Regions from separate parts of the Homo sapiens genome. Here region 2 is linked to region 1. A link is a contact called in ENCODE Hi-C or POLR2A ChIA-PET data. All regions are on one chromosome and are shown on one strand. Each heading gives the region's core, a stretch centred on a gene start or an enhancer-like site at or near the end of the contact. The rest is flanking DNA. Distances are from core to core; before and after follow the strand shown. Region 1 overlaps LOC105373456 (a long non-coding RNA gene). Region 2 has its middle 94 kb from the start of LINC01376.

Region 1 (2,700 bases), core at 170-2,669:
AATAAACTTGCGTAAGGTTAGCAAAACCTCCTTATCTGGGACATAGGCTAACCTGTGTCCTTTGGTCTAAGTCAAGCACTGGTGATTGGTAAAGTAACTCAGAATGACTACTAGAGATTTGGCATTTTCACTGATTCCTTCTATTTCAAAATTCTGATTGAGTCTCAATTCATGGATCTCATTCATTGAGAATGCTCACTAAAATTCAATAGAGACCTAAAGAATAAATGCCCTGTGTATCCAGCCACTTACCTACTCCCCAAAATCTCCATGCTCCTTCCTATATCTACATATTTACATGTATTGCCCCCAAGTAATTCAAGGCCCATCCAAAAGACTAGCTCCTTCAAAAACTCTATTTGATCCTACTTCACCACTCCCCTCCACCCTACTCTGGCTAGTTTATTTTGAATTACACATAGTTTTATTAAATTATATTATCAGACTGTGAGCTGTTTAAAAGGCCAGAACTATGCCTGATTAAATGCTACATCATCCAGCCTTGTTGCCATCATGGTAACGAGCATAATTCTGAAATGTCATTATGCCTATGCCTATGCCTAGTAAATCATAGGAAGAAAGTACATGCTTGCATAAAGAAAGATGGGTAACGAAATATATCTGAGTTGAATTTTTGTTATATACTTAGTTGTATCTTTGAAGAAAGGTATTATACAAAAGAAAAAATATTACTATCATGAATACAGCAGTTGAGTTTGGTGCATGTAAAATTTTCCCAGCAAAATACTTCTGGAGGTAAATCTTAGGTTGAAAATCTTGGATCTAAAAAGGCTTACCTCCAGCAGAACTTTGCTGGGAACATTTTACATGCACTAAACTCAATTATCTAATTTCATCTTCTCAACAATTCTGAGGAAGTGGTTACTATTCACGTATTACAGATGTGTAAACTGAAACGCAAAGTAGTTAAAATGCTGACTTGGAACTATATCAGTACTCATAAATTTAAATGCTTTGCTTTTCTCTCTGGTACAAGGAGTTAGCTGGAGAGGAAAAGGGCAAATAATATGACACAAGGTGCCAGAAAAGAACCCCTATACCATTATCTGTGCCCCTATCCTGCCCCTGATACGAGAAAACTATCAACTTTATGGAGGGAAGTAGTATGATTCTGTCTTAACCTCTAGCTTTTTCTTTGAGTTTGGGCCCTTCCTTTAAGGAGAGGGCCATGAACTCCCAGAGGTCCAAGAATTCCTCCTGCTCCTGGTCACTAGGCATGTCTTGGAGTAGGGATGATGGTGTATAAAACCCTACTGGCAAAGGAAAAAATATGACTCACGGTAACATGTTGATTTCCATTGGAGCAGCTGGAGAGAAACATGGTTTCTGCCAACATCCACTGACGTCTCTTTGTGCCAACCTCCCAAAATAGAAATCCCTGAGAGAAAACAGGAGCATCCCTCAGAAACACAAGAAGTCTGTCTGGGGTTTAGTTACATATAAAGATTATACACTGAGCATCTAGGCTTCTGCAGGCCCCGCCCTGTGCTGAATTCTCACCAGGACTCCCTTCTTCTGCCCTCAGTCATTCAGCAGCCAACAATGCTCTTGGTGATGGGTTTCTCTTAGAAATGCTTCCCATTCTAGAGAAATAAAGTACCACAAGCATGAAATTGACATTTTGGCAAGTAGTGCCATTTGCCACCTTTCATCTTCCCGCAGGTTTCATTTTATTTAAATTAAGTCTTTCTGGTGAACTGGGGCTATTAACCCACCAAAGTAAATAAGAACTACACACACCAAAGGTAAAACCTTAGGCAGAGACAATGGCATTGCTAGCTTATTTGCTATTCCAAGTGACATTTCCTCAGATGTTTGCCGCCCTGCTGTGCAAACATAGCTACACATGAAATAAAGTAAAAAGAAAAAAAAATTAAACAGCAGTTAGTGGTTGGATGTTATTTCCAGTTTGGAACCACTGACAGGCTAGCTATAGAAAACTCTTCCCTCTGTTATTACAAATAACAGTTTGTGGATGGTGAAAAGAAAACAGAACTGAATTTTCTTTTAACTTCAAGTACAGAAGCTAGTGTGCCTATCATTACCACCACATTACAATACATTATGGGAGAAGGTCATAGTAACTTTAGAGGGGTTATTTCCATCCATGTCTCTCATCCTCTCAAAATTGTTATACTGGGACCAGGCTGATGCCAAATGCAATGCTAAAGAAAACACACCAAGTTGAAGTGAGCTAATTAGAGAGAATAAGACAGAACCAAAAGGTCAATGCATAGGCCCCAATACTGAAACAGGTTTTTTGTTTTGTTTTGTTTTGATTTTTTTTGCCACAATGCACCCTGACAAAGCAGCGCAATAAACATCCCTGCTTCTCCACTTTCAGTTCTCCCTGTGTGCCCACTAATGATTTTCCTTTCTCCAAGGACCTATCCTTTATCTATCCTTTATCCAAGGACCATATTTGCGGTCATTGTCAATATCCATGGAATCAATCTAGCAGCAAATCAAATTCTTCCACCTCTGTCAATTCATAGAATTATGTTACTACCTCCTTGCACTGATGATGATGGTGATGATGATAGAAAATAATATCAATAAAACAGCTAATATTAGCAGTTTTCTACCTACCAGGGAATTTTCTTATTTAAACCACATAACTCTACAAGTTAGTGATTAGGTACTTTCTTTGTATTTTAGTTATGTGTCTAATTGCTGTCT
Region 2 (2,844 bases), core at 100-2,599, 230 kb before region 1:
CAGCCATGCTTTCTGTACAGCCTTCAGAACCATGTGCCAATTAAACCTCTTTTCTTTATAAATTATCCAGTCTCAGGTATTTCTTTAGAGCAATGCGGGAACAGACAAGTACATTTCCCCAGCCGGGTCTTCTAATGTATCACCACTTCTTGAGAACCTTGTGAAAAGGATTCAACAGTCAAGTGGGCTTAGAAAAAGCTGCATCTTATTTCTTTTGGAAATTTACAACACACCCTGAGAAGTCATATAGGACCAAACCCATCTAAATTTATCTCACAATGTTTTGAATATTGTTGCATGGAAACTTTCCCCTGCTGAATACCTGTTAATATATCATTTAATGAATGTTCAGCAGCTCTCATTTTGTGAAACCCCACATTTTGTGAAACCCTTCTCAGGGCTTCTTAGTGAGGTCAGTTTCTTTGCAGTGCTTTCTGAATGCTGCACGACTTACCATTTATGAAACAAGTGTCACAGATTAACCTCAGTTAATCCTCAAAGCAACTTTGAGGTAGGTACTAGTCATTCAATCACTAATTAATTAAATAATTCATATTTATTAGTTATCTACTATGGGCATGGCACCCAGGACAAGTTTGCTATTATCCCCATTTTATAGATGGAAAAACTGAGGCACAGAAAAGTTAAATAATCTATCCAGAGTGACATGATCTGCAGATGACAGAGCCAGAAACAAATTTCAGCTTCTTTGATTCCCCATCTTCTGTTGTTTTCGCTTTTCTGACTGCAGATAAGTCTGTAACTGTCAGCTTGCCCCAGTATCACTCTAGAAGTTCAGGAGAGGGGTCTTTGCTATAAGCCGAATCTAGATTCCTGCTCTGTCTCATCTTCCCCTGATGTTGTCTCTGCTTTCAGCTCTGAGGGTCTGCAGAGACTCAGAGCCCCGGCCACCTTTGTAGTTCCATACTCTGAAGACAGAGAGCAAGACAGAGGCCTTTGAATTCCTCTGCACTTGGCTGCTTCCTAGAAGAGACTCTCCCAGACACAAAGCTTTGGGACAATCATTCTAAAGGGTGCCCAGGCATGGTGGGCAAGGGTGGGAGGCCTTTGGACCTTGGAGTTTCCTGTGCTGTGGTCTAAGACCTGTTCAGTCAAGTCGAATTGTACCGGAATTGTGGAGTTTGTGTAGCGAGCCCACAGCCAGCTGTTTATTATTTTAAGAACTCTTGGTTGCTGCTCTTAGATATGGGGGTGGAGGGGGGCAAGCCTACTGTGCAGGGCGGCTGCCACATTCTTCTGGGAATGACAATGTTCCTCTGTGTGCTCTGCAGTGACCCCTCGGGCAGAGCTACTGCATTCCAGAACCCTATGCAGCCAGATGAACAGAAACTATTTTATCTCCTCAGTTATTGAAACAGAGTTGAAGATCTAGCAGTTGGACTTCTTTCCCTCATGTAGCCTTTATATAGGGAAGACCCCACTGGGGACTTGGGATTGTGACACTCATGGCTGTATCAGAGTAATAGGTCTGCATGCTCACACTATGCTCTGTGAAGCTCCCTCTTCTTTTCCTCACCTTTCAAAATGTGTCCCTGCTGGGTGCCCTGCAGTATGAATGTCTCAGTGTCCCACTGAAACATCTGTTATTACCCAATCGGGCTCAACACCCCTTCCAGCCATGTCCCAAGACGCTAGCGCTGAGTACTTTCAATGAAACAGAGCAATGTCCTCGAGCTGTAAATGCCTCCCAAAGACAATCGGACAGAACTTCATTGTTTTGGGGAAGAAGGCGCCTCACATAGTGGTCACATTGTGGTTACCAGGGCCTGATGATTAATCCACAGAGAGGATGTGCAGGAGAGAAGAGCTGGCATCATTCCTGTAGACGGAGATTCTTGAAAATTTCATGTCTCCAACTGAACATGTACATCAGAAACACAAGATTCCCATTGTAACAGTTTCTTTGGTGACCTTATTTTTCCATTTGTCAGTTGGCATATATGTAAGTACCTTTTGTCTCTGCCCAGGGATACTGTGTTCCTGAAGTATAAATGTTTTTACTCTTCAAAAATTTACATTGTGCTGACTACAATTATACTTCTAAAGATGCACACATATTGTGCTTTCTAAAATTTCTAAATCAGAAATGAAATATTGGGCAAATGGTGCATGTAGAAATTAACATATTCAGATACTGATCAATATGTATATATTTAGTACAAATATTAAATTCTTTTTAAAATCAAGTTTTCAAAAGCTCTGTGCCCAGATCTTTTGGGGTTACTCTAGGGGTTTCAAGCACTATCTGCCATGATTCTGTCCTCCACGATTCTGTCCTCCACATGATCACCACCGAGTGAAGAGGACTCATAAAGTGAGACAAACACTATACTCATAGGCAAACGCTGTATGAGAGGAGCTGAAACAGAAGAATACAATGATATCTGGTGGATGACAATTCGCTGCTCTGACAATACTGGTACTGGACCTTAGACAACTTCTTTGAGTTTCTGTTCCCTCTTCCAGATAAGTTTGCTCTGAAGAATAAATCATGAGATGTATGTATAACACGCTCTTTCTCAACCAGCCTGATGGAATAGCTGGTTAATAAACATTTGTTTTAGGATGGCATTGTGATTTTGGACTCCTATGAAATATTTTCAAACATAATCTTAGTAACTGTGCCCCTCAGGCCTCTTCGGAACAGCAGTAGCTGCCAGGTGGGCAATGGCAATGGGGATGAAGGTGGGGCTGGTGCAAGAGTCATTAGGAATTTGGTCATTGGTTGGATATCAGATTAGGGAGATGTGTCTCAGAGAGTTTGTGTTTCTACAGTGGACAGCTGGGCATCTAATCCAGCTCCTCCAATATCCCAATTAAATG

What was found. A loop is a pair of places that touch in the nucleus more often than their neighbours do. ChIA-PET counts read pairs that join two places held with the same protein, here RNA polymerase II (POLR2A). Pooled maps may share reads with other maps.
Region 2: a map of OCI-LY7 shows a loop between it and region 1 (2.4-fold over the local background). The contact joins two enhancer-like sites. A Hi-C loop is called at or near these places in 4 of 168 maps with a recorded cell type or tissue (HepG2, IMR-90, OCI-LY7 and 1 more), 1 of 37 single-sample maps with no recorded cell type and 3 of 50 pooled maps. POLR2A ChIA-PET finds 5 or more read pairs at or near these places in 1 of 52 experiments (PC-9).

The regions. Positions count from the first base shown.
Region 1 is chr2:18,888,839-18,891,538 of GRCh38, reverse strand. The region is part of intron 4 of LOC105373456 (a long non-coding RNA gene); the gene reads right to left. Among named protein-coding and RNA genes, the nearest start is that of LINC01376, 140 kb to the left of the region's middle. Within about 2 kb of position 1,419, at least 2 of the 41 ENCODE cell types and tissues checked have a DNase peak (open chromatin) inside an H3K27ac peak, as active enhancers do.
Region 2 is chr2:19,119,981-19,122,824 of GRCh38, reverse strand. No RefSeq gene overlaps it. Among named protein-coding and RNA genes, the nearest start is that of LINC01376, 94 kb to the right of the region's middle. Within about 2 kb of position 1,349, at least 5 of the 41 ENCODE cell types and tissues checked have a DNase peak (open chromatin) inside an H3K27ac peak, as active enhancers do.